Regions from separate parts of the Homo sapiens genome. Here region 2 is linked to region 1. A link is a loop called in an ENCODE intact Hi-C map of the cell type or tissue named here. Cell type or tissue: CD4-positive, alpha-beta T cell. All regions are shown on one strand. Each heading gives the region's core, and the rest is flanking DNA. Links, peaks and the distances in the headings are about the cores only.

Region 1 (8,777 bases), core at 1,775-6,774:
CGCAGGCATTAGAAAAAGATATGGTCTATCATGGAAACAAGCTAAAGAAATTGTGCAACACTGTTCTGCCTGCTAAGTCCTGCATCTGCCACATCAAGGACCAGGAGTTAACCGTAGAGGTTTATCTCCAAATTCCATCTGGCAGATGGATGTAACACATATTCCTGCTTTTGGAAAATTGTCCTTTGTTCATGTTTCAGTAGGTACCTATTCACATTTTATCTGGGCCACATGTCAAACAGGGTAAGCTACAGCTCATGTTAAAGGACATCTTTTATCTTGCTTTTCAGTTATGGGAATCCCCGAAAAAATCAAAACTGGTAACAGCCCAGGATACTATAGTAAAGCCATGGCTACATTTTTTCAACAATGGAATATTACCCATACTGCAGGTATTCCGTATAACTCACGAGGACAAGCAATAGTGGAAAGAGCTAATATAGTACTTTAAAAACTCAAATACAAAAGCAAAAGGGGACCAGGAATATAAGACACCGCATATGCAATTGCATTTAGCTTTATTAACATTAAATTTTTTAAGTTTACAAAAAGATCAACCCATTACGGCAGCTGAACAACTCCTGACAGGACAAAAGGAAAATAAAAAGGCTGGACAAGATATATGGTAGAGGGATGCACATACAAAGAACTGGGAAAAAGGAAAGATAATTTTATGGGGAAGAGGATTTGCTTGTGTCTCTCCAGGTGACAATCAGGTGCCTGTGTGGGTGCCCACCAAACATCTAAAGTTCTATCATGAACCACAACATCTAGTGGACCCACCTGTACAGTGCAAATTGAAGGTTTAAGGATTGCTTTTAAGCCTTGATTTGCTTTCTCTGTGCCTTCTGTTAGAAGGGGCCTGCTTCTCGTTATCAACAGTAAGTTTTGCCCCATGGTAATTAACCAAAGAGGCAGAAGCTGAGTTACAAATGCTTCAGCAATAGCATGCCTCCCAGCTACAGCCACAAACGTTTTTGCTTCTGTTTCAGTAGATTTACTAACATGGGGGTGAAGGTATGCTTGTGTTTTTGCAGGAGATGAACAAACCACGTAGGTGCCCTCAAGATGTGTACGACCATGGAACAGGAGACTGGAAGGACCCATGGATCCCAACCATGGACTGGGTTCCCCTAGTATGAGCCATGCTGAGAAAGTGCTGGAGTGCCAGGGTTTTACCTATAGATACTTAACGAACCAATGCTTTCTGACTGAACTCCTCTCTACCCTGAATACAAGAGACCCTAATAGGTAGGCAGGAGTATCATCGCCCCTATTCAGCATGAAGTTACAGAAGGTGGACCTTCATCCTTCTGCAACCCCTAGGATTAAGGGTCCTCTGTAAAAGGGAAAGGGGAAATATGTAGGAAGCATTCAAACCAGAGCGACTCCATTTTGAATAAGGGCTAAGAAAAATGAAGCTGGATCACCAACTGGCAATTAAGGGCTGCACAGCCTGTGATTGCCTTGCTCAATTAATTTTAGAAAGAGGCCACCTTATGCTAGTAATAATGATAGCTGTGGCGGTTTTTACAAAAAAGAGAAGGGGGGCATGTTGGGAGAAAAGCTGAGTGTTGGGAGAGAAGCTGAGGCAGAGCTTGCATGTGTGCTAGACTTGCTGGCTCCTTGCTTCCAGCACTGCCATTATCTCAAGTAGCCATATGTCTCTCATTCACTTGATACACTGTTTCTTTTCAAACCCCACATCCTCACCACCTGTTTCTTTGAGCACCAATAAATAGCGTGGGCTCCCAGAGCTTGGGGCCTTCGCAGCCTCACACGATGGCCCCCTGGGCCCACTTCTCTCAAACTGTCTTTTTAATCATTCCTTTGACTCCGCCGGACTTCGTCGTCCCCATGACCTGGTGTTGGGTCTGATCACCCCAACAGCAGTGGGCAAGGTGAATCCATTGGGCAATTACAGCATCTCCTGGGAAAGATAGATTCTGTAAACAGGTAATTTTAACACAACATGTTAATTGAAAAGGTAAAAATAAGCAAGCAACAGGTTTCATGGAATGGCAGAGGAAGTTGCATTAGCAAAACTTGCAGAGGATGTCTGGGGAAAAGTTTCTTGGAAGTTGTAATAGGGAACTGAGTCTTGAAGAACAAGGCATTTTGCACAATGTGTGGATGCTGTGCTCTCATAAGTCAGGGAAAACAAACCTTGTAAACAATTTGAAGAGATTTATTCTGAGCCAAGTATGAGTGACCAAGGCCCAAGGCAAAATCTCAAGAGGTCCTGAGAACATGTGCCCAAGGTGTTGGGTTACAGGTTGGTTTTACACGTTTTAGGGAGACATAAGCATCAATCTAGACACGTAAGGTATGCATTGGTTTGGTTCAGAAAGATGGGATAGGTGGATACAAAGATTTTCTGATTGGCATTTGGTTGAAAGAGTTATTATCTAAAGGCTAGGAATCAATAGAAAGGAGTATCTGGGTTAAGATAAGGGGTTGTGGAAACCAAGGTTCTTATTATGTAGAACAGATGGTAAATGTCTCTTATCAAGCCTTAAAAGGTGCCAGACTCTAGTTAATCTCTCTGGATCAGGAAAAGACCTGGAAAGGGAAGGTGATTCTCTACAGAATGTAGATTTCCCCACTAGAATGTAGATTTGCCCACCAGGGCCATTTTAAAATATGTCAGAAGAATATATTTTGGGGTAAAATACTTTGGATTTCTTTCAGGGCCTGCTCTCTGTCATGTGAAACTATACTAGAGTCACGTTGGAATTTGGTATCTTATTGCTACAAAGAGTGGGCTTTGTCAGTCTTAGGATCTCTATTTTAATGGTTTGTTTTTGTTTTTGTTTTTGTTTTGAGACAGAGTCTCGCTCTGTCGCCCAGGCTGGAGTGCAGTGGTGCCATCTTGGCTCACTGCAACCTCTGCCTCCCAGGTTCAAGTGATTCTCCTGCCTCAGCCTCCTGAGTAGGTGGAATTACAAGCGTGTGCCACCACGCCTGGCTATTTTTTGTATTTTTAGTAGAGACGGGGTTTCACCATGTTGGTTAGGTTGTTCTTGAACTCCTGACCTCCTAATCCACCTGGCTTAGCCTCCCGAAGTGCTGGGATTACAGGCATGAGCCACCGCATCTGACTTTTTCTTTTTTTCATTTCTTTTGAGAGGAGGGCTTGCTTTGTTGCCCAGGCCGGTCTTGAACTCCTGGGCTCAAGCGATCCTCTCAAAGTGCCGGGATTACAGGCGTGAGCACCACACCAGGCCTAAAATCTCTTATTTTAATGTTAATGCTGGTCAGTTGTGCCTGAATTCCAAAAGGAGAATGGTATAATGAGGCTTGTCTGATCCCCTCTTCCCATGATGGCCTGAACTGGTTTTTCAGGCTTGCTTTAGAATGGGGGTGGGGGTCTCCATTCAGTTGGTTGGGGGGCTTAGAATTTCATTTTGATTCACACAAAACTAACTCTCAGTGGAGGTCCCAACGTGGTGGGCTCTGCATCTAGCCCTCACTGATGCCAGGACTCAAACTAGGAGCAAAGGAAGAGAACCAGCAAGATGGGTTCAACAATCTAGGGAACCTGGTGCATCCCCGTCCACTAGCCCTGGGACTAGAGGTGATTTTTTTTTTTTTTTTTTGATGGAATCTCGCTCTGTCACCCAGGCTGGAATGCAGTGGCGCGATCTTGGCTCACTACAACCTCTGCCTCCTGGATTCAACTGATTCTCCTGCCTCCGCCTCCCGAGTAGCTGGGACTACAGGTGCGTGCCACCACACCTGGCTAATTTTTTTGTATTTTTAGTAGAGATGGGGTTTCACCGTGTTAGCCAGGATGGTATCTATCTCCTGACCTCATGATCTGCCCACCTTGGCCTCCCAAAGTGCTGGGATTACCAGAGTAAGCCACTGTACCCGGCTGGGACTAGAGGTCTTCTCTCACTTGCACCTGGGGATGGAGGCTAGTTGCTGTTTTTCCTAAATTAAGGCCTACCCTCTTATAATGGCTGGCCCTAACTCTGCAGCCAATATATTAAAAAAAAAAAAAAAGGCGGAGGGATTAATTAGAGCTTTTTTATTTTTTATTTTTTGACATGGAGTCTTGCTTTGTCACCCAGGCTGGAGTGTAGTGGCACAATCTCAGCTCACTGCAACCTCCACCTCCCAGTTTCATTCCTGCCTCAGTCTCCTGAGTAGCTGGGATTACAGGCACCTGCCAACATGCCCGGCTAATTTTTGTACTTTTAGTAGAGACGGAGTTTCACCATGTTGGCCAGGCTGGTCTTGAACTCCTGACCTCCTGATCCGCCCACCTCAGCCTCCCAAAGTGCTGAGACTACAGGCGTGAGCCACCGCACCTGATGCTTAGAGCTTTCTTTTTGGGAGTGTAGTACTCTTCTAGCCTTGTGGACATGTCCTAATTTGCTATGCTTTCTGGAGAGAAGGGTGGCATCTATGGAGATGGGATGCCTATTCCCACCTGTTATAAGTCTTTCTCATTTCTCACTTGCCATCATAATTTCTGGGGAGCCCTCTTCTGACTTAAGTAATGAGATCAAGCAATTTCTTTTGAACAAGATTTCCATCTTTCTAGCCAGGCAGGAGCCAGGTAAATGGAAAACCTGCGCCATCTTCTGGCTAAGATGTGAGTAGCTTTCTGAAGAGTCATTGTTCTTTAATATTAGATACAGGTTTTCCTCTGCTTTTCTAGCTGTTAAATTGGAGGTTCTTCAAAGAACTTTAGAGTATGTACGCCTGTGCGTGTTCAGTGACGAATCAGGGAAGAAACTAGGTTGAAATACAGACTCTGATTTGTACATGTATACCTGCAGCGATCCAGGGTTCTGATGTAAACTGTTCATGGGCCACACTCTGAGAAACAGTAAAAATGTTGCAGTGAAGGCCAAAACTTCATTTCATTAAAGGGAAAATCTGATCACAAAACTCTCCAGATTAAAACAGCTCAGTTGTCCAGGTGGGGTAGCTCATGCCCATACTCCCAGCACTTTGAGAGCCCAAGGCAGGAGGATCACTTGAGGCCAGTAGTTTGAGACCAGCCTGGGTAACATAGTGAGACCCCATCTCTACAATAAATAAGTTAGTTGGGCATAGTGGCATGCCTGTAGTCCCAGCTACTAGGGACACTGAAATAGGAGGATTACTTGAACTCAGGAGGTGAAAGCTGCAGTGAGACGTGATCGTATCACTGCACTGTGGCCTGGGCAACAGAGAGAAACCCTGTCTCAAAAAAAAAAACAAAACAAAAAAACACAAGATCAGTGACTGCATAATGCTGAAAGGATAAATTCCACACTCCGTCAAGTGGCTTAGAGGGCCCTTCCTGAGCGGGACCCTGCCTGTCTGCCTGGTTGCCTGTCTTTCCACTTCTCTCGTCTTATGTTCCAGTCATACTTGATCCAGGAGTTTTTGGAATTCACTATTCTGGCATCCCACTTTGAAATGTTGCTGCTCTCCCTGGCCACCGTGCCATAGTACTCCTCATTGTTCCTTCACCTGACCACCTGGCTAACTCTTACTGTTCTGCAGCCTCTGCAGGTGGTTTTCCTGACCCTTCTTGTACCTCTCATGTCTTTTTTTTTTTTTTTTTTTTTTTTTCCCCGACATGGAGTCTTGCTTTGTTGTGTAGGCTGCAGTGTAGTGGCGGGATCTTGGCTCATTGCAACCTCCGCCTCCTGGGTTCAAGCGATTCTCCTGCCTCAGCCTCCCTAGTAGTTGGGATTACAGGCACCCACCACAATGCGTGGCTAGCTTTTGTATTTTTAGTAGAGATGGGATTTCACCATGTTGGCCAGGCTGGTCTAGAACACCTGACCTCAAGCGATCCACCCCTTTGGAGTCCCAAAGTGCTGGGATTACAGGCATGAGCCACTGCACCCAGCCCTCAGCTCATATTTTTGTTGTTGTTGTTGTTGTTTTTGAGATGGAGTTTCACTCTTGTTGCCCAGGCTGCAGTGGCTCAATCTCAGCTCACTGCAACCTCCACCTCCTGAGTTCAAGTGATTCTCCTGCCTCAGCCTCCCAAGTAGCTGGGATTACAGGCATGCGCCACCACACCCAGCTAATTTTGCATTTTTAATAGAGACGGGATTGCTCCACGTTGGTCAGGGTGGTCTTGAACTCCCAACCTCAAGTGATCTGCCCACTTCGGCCTCCCAAAGTGCTGGGGATTTACAGGCGTGAACCACCTTGCCTGGCCTCATGTCATTTTTTAATAAGAGACAGTTTCACTATGCTGCTGAGGCTGGGGTACAGTGGTTTTTCACAGGTGTGATCACAGCACACTACAGCCTCAAACTCCTGGACTCATTCAGTCCTCCCGCCTCGGCCTCCAAAGTGCTAGGATTACAGGCATGAGCCACTGTTCCTGACCAGTAAGTTGTTTTTGTTTGTTTGTTTGTTTGTTTTTTGAGACAGAGTCTTGCTCTGTCACCCAGGCTACAGTGCAATGGCATGATCTCGGCTCACTGCAATCTCTGCCTCCTGACTTCAAGTGATTCTCCTGCCTTGGCCTCCCGAGTAGCTGGGATTATAGGCATGCACCACCATGCCCAGCTAATTTTGTATTTTTAGTAGAGGCGAGTTTCTCCATGTTGGTCAGGCTGGTCTTGAACTCCCGATCTTAAGTGATCTGCCTGCCTTGGCCTCCCAAAGTGCTGGGATTACAGGCATGAGCCACCACGCCTGGCCTACAAATCAATTTTAATTACTGTCAGGGCCGGGCACGGTGGCCTACGCCTGTAATCCCAGCACTTTGGGAGGCCGAGGCGGGTGGATCACTTGAGGTCAGGAGTTCGAGACCAGCCTGACCAACATGGTGAAACGCCATCTCTACTAAAAATACAAAAAAATTTAGCTGGGGATGGTGGTGGGTGCCTGTAATCCTAGCTACTCGAGAGGCTGAAGCAGGAAAATCATTTGAAACCGGGAGGTGGAGGTTGCACTGAGCCGAGATTGCACCATCACACTCCAGCCCGGGCAACAAGAGGGAAACTCCATCTCAAAAAAAAAAAAAAAAAAAACGACCACTAAATCTGCTAGTGTTTTCCTTTTTTTTTTTGAGACGGAGTCTTGCTCTGTCACCCAGGCTGGAGTGCAGTGGCTCGATCTCAGCTCACTGCAAGCTCCACCTCCTGGGTTCACACCATTCCCCTGCCTCAGCCACCCGAGTAGCTGGGACTACAGGCGCCCGCTACCACGCCCAGCTAATTTTTTGTATTTTTTAGTAGAGACGGGGTTTCACCATGTTAGCCAGGATGATTTCGATCTCCTGATCTCATGATCTGCTCGCCTCGGCCTCCCAAAGTGCTGGGATTACAGGCGTGAGCCACCGTGCCCGGCCTCTGCTAGCATTTTCTAAGTGTATCCTATAATAGCAATCTTACTTAGAGTACTCAAAATGATAAATTCTAGCAACAAGTCTCCTTCAGAGTGCAGACATTGGAAAGGAGCAGGATATGGGCAGGGTGGGGGCGGGGGGGCACCCGAGGACTGAAATCCATGGCCAAACCCTGAAACCCTCACATCTGTATCTTGTTGCTCAATGTCCAGGCCAGGCAAATGGATCTAACTGGCCAATGGAAAAGCTGGGATTAGAAGGCAATGGAACCTGGTCATAGTCAGAGACAAAGCACCAACAGGTATGAGGATCACGTCCACCTTCCCGTACTGTCAGTTAATAACCTGGCTGGGGTTGAAACTGACCTTCTGAGGCTCTGGCCACACTGGAGGTCAGGAATGCTTGCACTACAGCCAGGCCTTTTCTGCCTTCCCTCCCCTCCTGTCTGGTTCCTACTGAGGACTCAGCTAAATGAACATGTTTTTCTCCATTGGTCTGGATGGTTCCAGAGACAATCAGCTGCAGTGCTACAGTGGAAAGTTGGAAGGAAGAGAGTGAGTTTGGGAGGATGTGGCCCAAGCCTGGACTGACTTCATTTCTAGCCTATGAAGATGATTAAACAGCGACTTAGGGTCTAAAGACCAGTACCTTCCAGGTAGCTCTTTAGGTCTGGAATTCTCAGCTCTGCATTCCCTCTCTCAAGGTCTCATCTCTTCCGGAAGAGTTAGTTGGTTATCTGATGGGATAGAAAATCTGAATATTGGGCCAGGTGCTGGTGGCTCACGCCTGTAATCCCAGCACTTTGGGAGGCTGAGGCCCCTGAGGTCGGGAGTTCGAGACCAGCCTGACCAACATGGAGAAACCCTATCTCTACTAAAAATACAAAATTAGCCGGGCATGGTGGTGCATGCCTGTAATCCCAGCTACTCGGGAGGCTGAGGCAGGAGAATCGCTTGAACCCAGGAGGCGGAGGTTGCAGTGAGCAGAAGTCGTGCCATTGCACTTCAGCGTAGGCAACAAGAGCGAAAGACTCCATCTCAAAAAAAAAAAAAAAAAAAGCAAAAAGGTCTTATAGGGAAAAGAGAGATCAGACTGTTAGTGTGTCTATGTAGAAAGGGAAGATATAAGAAATTTCATTTTGACCTTACCCTGAACAATTGCTTTGCCCTGAGATGCTGTTAATCTGTAACTTTGCCCCAACCTTAAGCTCACAAAAACCTGTGTTGTATGAAATCAAGGTTTAAGGGATCTAGGGCTGTGCAGAATGTGCCTTGTTAACAAAATGTTTACAAGCAGTATGCTTGGTAAAAGTCATCGCCATTCTCTAGTCTCGATAAACCAGGGGCACAATGCACTGCGGAAAGCCGCAGAGACCTCTGCCCTGGAAGGTTGGGTATTGTCCAAGGTTTCTCCCCATGTGATAGTCTGAAATATGGCCTCGTGGGATGAGAAAGATCTGACC
Region 2 (8,777 bases), core at 1,284-6,283, 570 kb before region 1:
GTCAGACTGATCTGAGTTCAAATCACCTAAAAATTGAGACATGTTAGACAAGCCAAGAAGTATAATAATATTTAGTCCCTACTGGGTTACAGGTGGCTTAAACAGCAGTTCTGCCACTACCCGTGAGCAAAAAGAACTGCTACTTTGTATCCTCATGCTTTAGAGGGTCTTATATATAATATACCCCTCTCTCTCTCTTTCACACACACACACAAAAACAAAACAAAACAAACAAAAAAAAAACCATGAGTGCCTTCATCATTGTCTAACTGGTGTTCAGCACTGGCTCAGTGCAACCCTTCATCTTAAACATGTATTCTCAGGACTAACATTGTAACATTGTTCAGGACTCAGAGAAATGCTTCTCTGAATCTCTTGCCCTACCAAAGGCAACTGTGTTCAAATGCTGTAATAGTCTGTGGGTTTTCCTGGTGGCAATATAAAAGATAAATACTGCTTCAGAGTATGGAGAGGACTTGAGTAGCAAAATGCTTAGGTAAGAAAAAAGAGTAATTAATTAACTTGTCAAATTCTTCCTTTTAGCATGAATGCAATAGATTCTTCCATAGCCAAGAATCATTTTCCATTAGAGCAAAGCATCCACTTTCTTGCTTCTGTTCCTATTCCAGTTTGTGGTTCCTAAGTACTCATGAAGCAGCATGGTATTCACAAGAGTTACGTATTGTTACTATGGCAGGCAATCTTCTAAGATGGTCTCCAGTGATTCTCACCTCATTGTATTTATGCCCTTTAAAGTACTATGGCTTCCATCTTACTGGCAGACTCTCTCTATTGCCTTCCTGGCTCACATGCTTTGATGAAACAAGCTGCTATTGTTGGATGGACCCATATGGCAAACAACTGAGGGTGGCCTAGGACCAACAGCTAGTAAAAAACTTAGGCCCTCAGTTCAACAACCTGCAAAGAACTGAATCCTGGCAACAATCACTGTGTAAACTTGCAAGCACATTCCTCCCCAGTCATGCCTTCAAATGAGACCAAAAACCAAAAACCTTGGCCAGCACCTTGACTGCAGCCTTGTCCGAGACCAGGAAGCAGAGGACCCACCTAAGTAAGCCATGGCAATTCCTAACCCACAAAAAGTGTGAGATAATAAATGTTATTCTTTAAAACCACTAAGAGGCTGGGCATGGTGGCTCACACCTGTAATCCCAGCACTTTGGGATGCTGAGGCAAGCAGGAGTTTGAGGTCAGGAGTTTGAGACCAGCCTGGCCAACATGGCAAAACTAGTCTCTACTAAAAACACAAAAATTAGCAAGGTGTGGTGGTGGGTGCCTGTAATCCCAGCTACTCGGGAGGCTGAGGCTGGAGAATCACCTGAACCCAGGAGGCAGAGGTTGCAGTGAGCTGAGATCGTGCCACTGTACTCCAGCCTGGGCAACAAAAGTGAAACTCCATCTGCAAAAAAAAAAATACTAAGAGTTGGAGTAACTTGTTATTCAAAATAAATAATGTAGTGGAAGAGAAAGATTTTGCAATATTAAACATTACATATTACTCCTCAATGTACATATATACATATACGTAGATCTAAACATAATAATTCATGATGTAGTTTAACAATTCTTTACATTGGCAACATGACAAGCATTGCACATTAACAGTGCAAATAGTTTTATCTTTATAAAAATATTTAACAAGTTAAATAAAATTAAAATTAAATACTATTAAATATTTTCAAAATATTAAATTTTTATTTTACTTGAATAATTTTTATTTTGTTAATAAAATTTTTGCTTTGAATTTTAATAAATGAAATTAACAATTTCAGAAGAAAAATAACTTTTTAAAATATAAAAATAATTGTTAAATTTTACATTTATTTTAACTTATATTTTTATAAAATTTATGCAAATTTTATGACCTTATACTTTTTTATTTTTTAATTCCTCAGGCCATTTTACAATAAAATACAATTTATGTAAAAATATTGATTATAAAAACACATTTAGTTATTTTGTTGAAATTAAGGGAAGAAAACTAATCTCATGGAATAAGCATGTGTGATGAGTTGAATTGTGTCCCCTGCTCCTAAAATTTACAGGTTGAAATCCTAAACCCCAGTAACTCAGAATATGACCTTATTTGGAAATAGAATCATTGCAGATATGATTAGTTAAGGTAAAGTGAGATAATACCAGAGTAGGGTGAACTGTGAATCCTATATGACTGGTGTCCTTATTAAAACGGGAAATTTGAACACAGAGACAAACATGAAGGGATAACTCTAGGTGACGATTGGAATTATACTTTCCAGTAGGAGCATGAGACAGATCTTTTCTAGCTCCTTCAGAGGGAGCATGGCCTTGTCAATGCTTTGATCGTGGACCTCCGGTCTCTAAAATTGTGAGATAACAAATTTCTGTTGTTTAAGCCACTCAGTTGGTGGTACTTTGTTATAGCAGCCCTAGCAAACTAATATAGTATGCAATAATTTATAAATTATGTATGTCTTTCTTTTATTACTTGCCCAAATATTGCCAGTCTATCAACAGGATACACAGACATACACAATAATACTTAATTAAGCTCAATCAACTTTGATATTCAATCAATTTGTTATTCATCAATTTGATGACATTCAATAACAGAAAACCATAAGTTTAACCATATTTCCCAATTTGTTATTATAAAAGTATATTTAGACAAGGTAGAAAGATAAAAAAGTATAGTTTTAGCTCTTATAATTAGGTCTATGATCCATTTTGAGTTCCGATGGTATATGCTATGAGGTTAAGAGTTCATTCTTGTGCAAGTGGATATTCAGTTGTCCTAGTGTCATTTGTCGGAAAGATTATTTTTGCCCCACTAAATTGTATTGGCATGTTTGTTGAATATCAGTTGCCCATAAGTTATGGATGTATTTCTGAACCTGCAATTCTATTCTGTTGATATATATGTCTATCCTTATGCCAGCACAATACTGTCTTGACTACTATAACTTTGCGGTAGGTTTTGAAATTGGAAAATGTGAGTTCTCCAACTTTCTTCTTTTTCAACACTGTTTGGCTCTTCTGGGTCTCTTGCATTTCCTTATGGAGTTTAGAATAATCTTGTCAATTTCTGTAAAAAAAAAAAAAAAGCCAGCCAGAATTTTCATAGGAATTACGCTGAATCTGTAGCTCAATTTCAAGAGTATTGACATCTTAACAATATCAAGTCTTCCAATCCATGAACACAGATGCCTTTCTATTTATTTAAACCTCTAATTTCTTTCAATGATTTTTGTATGTTTTGTGTAGAAATCTTGCATTTCTTGTGTTAAATTTATTCCTAAGTATTTTATTCTTTTTGATGCTATTGTAGATGAAGTTGTTTTCTTAATTTCATTTTCAGATTACTTGTTCCTAGTGAATAGGAAAAATAACTGATTGTTGCATATTGATCTTGTACCATACCACCTTGAGTACACTTATTTATTAACTCTTAAACTTTTTTGTGGATTACCTAGGATTTACTTTCTGTATATGTGATGTCATCCATAAACAGATAGTTTTGCTTTTCTCCTTTCCAATTTGGATGTGTTTTATTTCTTTTTCTTAACTAATTGCCCTGATTAGAACCTCTAGAACAATGTTGAATAGAAGTGACAAGAACAATATCTATGTCTTGTGTCTGATCTGAAGGGAAAATCTTATTAGCTGTTGGACTTTGAGCAAGATATCTAACTTCTCCGTACTCAGTTTCCTTATCTGCAAAATGAAAATAATAATAGTACCTCCTTTATAAGGTTCTTGTGAAGATTATAAGAATCAATACAAGTAAAGTACATGGATCAGTGCTGGACATATGTCGTCTGCTTTTATTTTGGTCACTTTACTAAACATCACATGTACTGTCATCATCATTCTTAGCGTAATAGACAAGTTGGCTAAATTTCAAAGAATAATTCCTAAACCTGGGTATCTGTGTTACAAATTGTAGCTTATATTAAAGATATCCTCCTTCATAAAAAGTATAACATGAAGGTTGAGCAGATTAAATATGTCTAGAAAGTTGACCCTAGAATTAGTGATGAGAAAATATTGGGCATAGAAACGTAACAAATTAAACAGATTTCAATGAGTTGCCAGTAGATGGCTCTCTTAATCTGCTATTTCATTTTGAGTTCAGCTCTGTGCTTTTTTATATATTAAGTCACATCATCAAAAACCGCTGAAGAATGAGGCAGAGTGCTTTCCAGGAGCGATCTAATTTATTTGCCTTTCTTCTGGTGGGATTTACCATTCACAGTTGTAAACACACTTGCAGAGAAACCTCCTCAGTCAACCTCTGAGCTGAGAAACCTCCTCAGCTATGGTTTTGTTTGTTTTTAATTAATAAAACATGAGGAAACACTTTTGGATTTTGTTTTGTTTCGTTTTATTTTGAGACAAGGTCTCACTCTGTCACCTAGGCTGGAGTGCAGTGGTGCAATCTCAGCTCACTGAAACCTCTGCCTCGGGGTTCAAGCAATCCTCCTGCCTCAGCCTCCTGAGTAGCTGAAATTACAGGTGTGTGCCCCCATGCCCGGCTAATTTTTTAAATTTTTTGTAGAGACGGGGTTTCACCGTATTGCCCAGGCTGGTCTCAAACTCCTGACTCATGCGCCTGCCTCGGCCTTCCAAAGTGCTGGGATTATAGGTGTGGGCCACCAGGCCCGGCCTGGAAATGTTTTAATTGGAGCCTTAGAATGTCAATTATTTTTATTCACCGTGCTAGATGAATGAACATAATTTATTTTTTTAATTTTTCACAGACAATGGACTTCCAGTTTTTCTTGCTATATTTCTTTTTAATAGCTTTAGACCTGTCTAATCCTTCCCTCAGTTTTTCTCTGTATTATAATAAAGCCAAGTAATGGACTTATACAAATTTATCTTTTCTTTCTTTCTTTTTTTATTTTAGAGATAGGATCTCTCTATGTTGCCCAGGCTGCATTTGAACTCCTGGGTTCAAAGTGATCTTCCTGCTTCAGCCTCCCAAGTAGCTTGGACTACAGATACATAGCACCATGCCGGGCAAGTCTATTTGTTCTTTAATATATCGGTTAGCTGTTCAAGACCTTTCTGTTCCTGTGGCACTTTGCCTTCATTTTATTATACTGTCATTTATTAGCATTGATTACTTTTACTACTAGTTCCTCAAATGTTTGGTGAAGCTATACCTTATTCTCTAAGACATTAGTTGCTGTGACAGATACATCCAGATGTTTGCCTGTCAAACCTTACAATGTATAGAGTTCATAGCCCTACCTACTGCTTCTGCAAAGTTCTAGAACTTATTTCCTCAGAATTATGTCTCTAAACTCCTAAATATGCCTGTGCTCTACAGTTCCATCCCATCCTAGGCCAGTTGAGAGAGGAAGAACAGACTCTTCCACTGGTTTCACAAAAAACTTGCTTGTAGCCAAATACTTGATAAAAGTCTGCAGGGTTCTAGAGAGGAGTCACAGGGCAAGGTGCCTAGTCTTTCACCAGTTCAAACAGTTGTTTGGTTTCCCTTCATATTTTCTCTTCTTTACTTCTCTCCATTTCATCCCTATATCTCCAGAATAAAAAAAATAAACTCAACCCTCTTCTCCACAGAACCGTTCTTCCAAGAGTCAGATGTTAAGTTCCTCAGATTCCTGAACTGTTCCCATGGGTAACTCTAAAGCTGGATGGCCTTTTAGGTACGTCCTGAATCAAGGCAAGAGGCCAGCCCTTTGTATCCCTCATTGATCAGTCTTTGGATTCAAGCTATTCTCAGGGAGGAGGGATAAACTTGAGTGAGACACCTCCCTTTGTCTCAGAAAGAGACTCAACTATGAGCCATCAGCAGCCAACACTCCCAAAACCTGAAGGAAACCAATGCTTCGATTCTAAATAAGGCATCTGGGTAGTGTGCTGTAGAATTCACTTCAGAGTCCATCTTCAGAAGAAAAAAGCAAGGCCCCAAAAGCAAGAAATAAACCAGAATAAGCTATGAAGACCCAACAACATTATTTGAGTCCCTTAGCACAGTTCTATTCCTGGAATTTGTAGGGATGTGAGCCAATAGATTCCATTTTCTGCTTTTGCTGTTTGAAATTGGGTTTCTGGCACTTACAACTGAAGGACTCCTGACTAACAATACTTTATGTTTGAAGAAAGCAATAATCACTATTTTCTACTTCCTGCACTTATCACAATGTTTGTATTATAATTTCTTTGTTTATACATCTATTTCTCTAATGAAATTATAAATTTCTTAAAAAATCATATTAGGTTGGTGCAAAAGTAATTGCTGGTTTTGCCATACTTTTATTTACCCTATCTCTAGCATCTATAGAAATGCATAAATAAAGGTGATAGGGAATAAATATTTGTTGAATTAATGAATAAGAAAGTGCCAAGATTATAGACAATGAATGGGTATGGACATGGAAGAGTTCACAGGGCACAATAAGTAAAGAAAGGGTAGTCAAAAATTGACTTACCAAAAAAATAGACTTGAAAGACATAATATTTGGGCTCTCAGAGTTCACATCTCCTCTCTTAGCCCTACCCAAAGTGGAATTTAACCAAAGATACTTAGATTTATTTATTTATTTACTTATTTATTTATGAGACAGAAATGTGTTCTGTTGCCCAGGCTGGAGTGCAGTGGTGCAAACATGGCTCACTGCAGCGTTGATCTCCTGGGCTCAAGTCATCCTCCTGCCTCAGCCTCCTAAGTAGCTGGGACCACAGGCACACACCACCATCCTTGGCCAATTTTTAAAAAAATTTTATTTATTTATTTTTAAATTTTTTTCCTTAAGTTATTGGGGTACAGGTGGTATTTGGTTACATGAATAAGTTCTTTAGTGGTGATTTGTGAGATTTCAGTGCACCCCATCACCCGAGCAGTACACACTGCACCATATTTGTAGTCTTTTATCCCTCACCCCCTTCACACTCTTCCCCTCAAGTCCCCAAAGTCCATTGTATCATTCTTATTATGCCATTGTGTCCCCATAGCCTAACTCCCACATATCAGTGAGAACTTATGATGTTTTGTTTTCCATTCCTGAGTTACTTAACTTAGAATAATAGTCTCCAGTCTATCCTGATCACTGTAAATGCTGTCAATTCATTCTGTTTTATGGCTGAGTAGTATTCCATCACATATATATGATATATGTATCATACATATCATACATCCATATGATATATGTATCATACATATCATACATACATATATGTATATATCTCATATATGTATATATCTCATATATATGATACATATATACACCACAGTTTCTTTATCCACTCATTGACTGATGGACAATTAGTTTGGTTCCACGATTTTGCAACTTGTGAATTGTGCTGCTATAAACATGTGTGTGCAGTATCTTTTTCGAATAATGACTTATTTTCCTCTGGGTAGATATCCAGTAGTGGGATTGCTGGATCAAATGGTAGTTCTACTTTTAGTTCTTTAAGGAATTTCCACACTGTTTTCTATAGTGGCTGTACTAGTTTACATTCCTACAAGCAGTGTAGAAGTGTTCCCTGTTCACAGCATCCATGCCAACATCTACTATTTTTTAATTTTTTTGATTATGGACATTCTTGCAAGAGTGAGGCAGTACCGCATTGTGGTTTTGATTTGGATTTCCCTGATCATTAGTGATGGTGAGCATTTTTTCATATGTTTGTTGGCCATTTGTATATCTTCTTTTGAGAACTGTCTATTCAAGTTCTTAGTCCACTTTTTGATGGGATTGTTTTTTTCTTACTGATTTGTTTGAGTTCATTGTAGATTCTGGATATTAGTCCTTTGTCAGGTATAGATTGTGAAGATTTTCTCCCACTCTGTGGGTTGTCTGTTTACTCTGCTGACTGTTCCTTTTGCCATGCAAATCTCTTTGGATTAATTAGGTCCCAGCTATTTATCTTTGTTTTTATTGCGTTTGCTTTTGGGTTCTTGGTCATGAAATCCTTGCCTAAGCCAATATCTAGAAGGGTTTTTCCAATGGTATCTTGTAGAATTATTATAGTTTCACGTCTTAGGTTTAAGTCCTTAATCCATCTTGAGTTGACTTTTGTATAAAGTGAGAGATGAGGATGCAGTTTCATTCTCCTACATGTGGCTAGCCAATTATCCCAGCACCATTTGTTGAAAAGGGTGTTCTTTCCCCACTTTATGATTTTGTTTGCTTTGTTGAATATCAGTTGGCTGTAAGTATTTGGGTTTATTTCTGGGTTCTCTATTCTGTTCCATTGGTCTACGTGCTTATTTTTATACCAGTACCATGCTGTTTTGGTGACAATGACCTTATATTATAGTTTGAAATCAGGTAGTGTGATGCCTCCAGATTTGCTCCTTTTGCTTAGTCTTGCTATGGCTATGGGGGCTCTTTTTTGGTTCCATATGAATTTTAGAATTTTTTTTCTAACTCTGTGAAGAATGATGTTGGTATTTTGATGGGGATTGTGTTGAATTTGTAGATTGCATTTGGCAGTATGGTCATTTTGACAATACTGATTCTACCCATCCATGAGCATGGGATGTGTTTCCATTTGTTTGTGTTGTCTACGATTTATTTCAACAGTGTTTTGTAGTTTTCCTTGTAGAGGTCTTTCAACTCCTTTATTAGGTATATTCCTAAGTTTTTTTTCGTTGTTGTTTTTTGTTTTTTGTTTTTTTGCAGCTATTGTAAAACGGGTTGATTTCTCGATTTGATTCTCAGCTTGGTCGCTGTTGGTGTATAGAAGAGCTACTGATTTGTGAATATTAATCTTGTATCTGGAAACTGCTGAATTCTTGT

The links. Peaks named below come from ENCODE experiments on the same cell type or tissue, not always from the same donor. Only the 100,000 strongest peaks of a DNase experiment are listed, where the experiment ranks them.
Region 2: a loop joins it to region 1, with 12 times the contacts of the local background. A loop is called at or near these places in 33 of 110 quality-filtered maps.

Annotation. Positions count from the first base shown.
Region 1 is chr1:62,171,576-62,180,352 of GRCh38, reverse strand. No RefSeq gene overlaps it. Among named protein-coding and RNA genes, the nearest start is that of L1TD1, 19 kb to the left of the region's middle. RefSeq lists an enhancer at 2,819-3,366. In CD4-positive, alpha-beta T cell, for the core only: a CTCF peak has its summit at 4,564 (motif pointing left); a DNase peak (open chromatin) is centred at 4,572.
Region 2 is chr1:62,742,045-62,750,821 of GRCh38, reverse strand. No RefSeq gene overlaps it. Among named protein-coding and RNA genes, the nearest start is that of ATG4C, 38 kb to the left of the region's middle. In CD4-positive, alpha-beta T cell, for the core only: CTCF peaks have their summits at 3,887 and 4,088 (motif pointing right); a DNase peak (open chromatin) is centred at 4,101.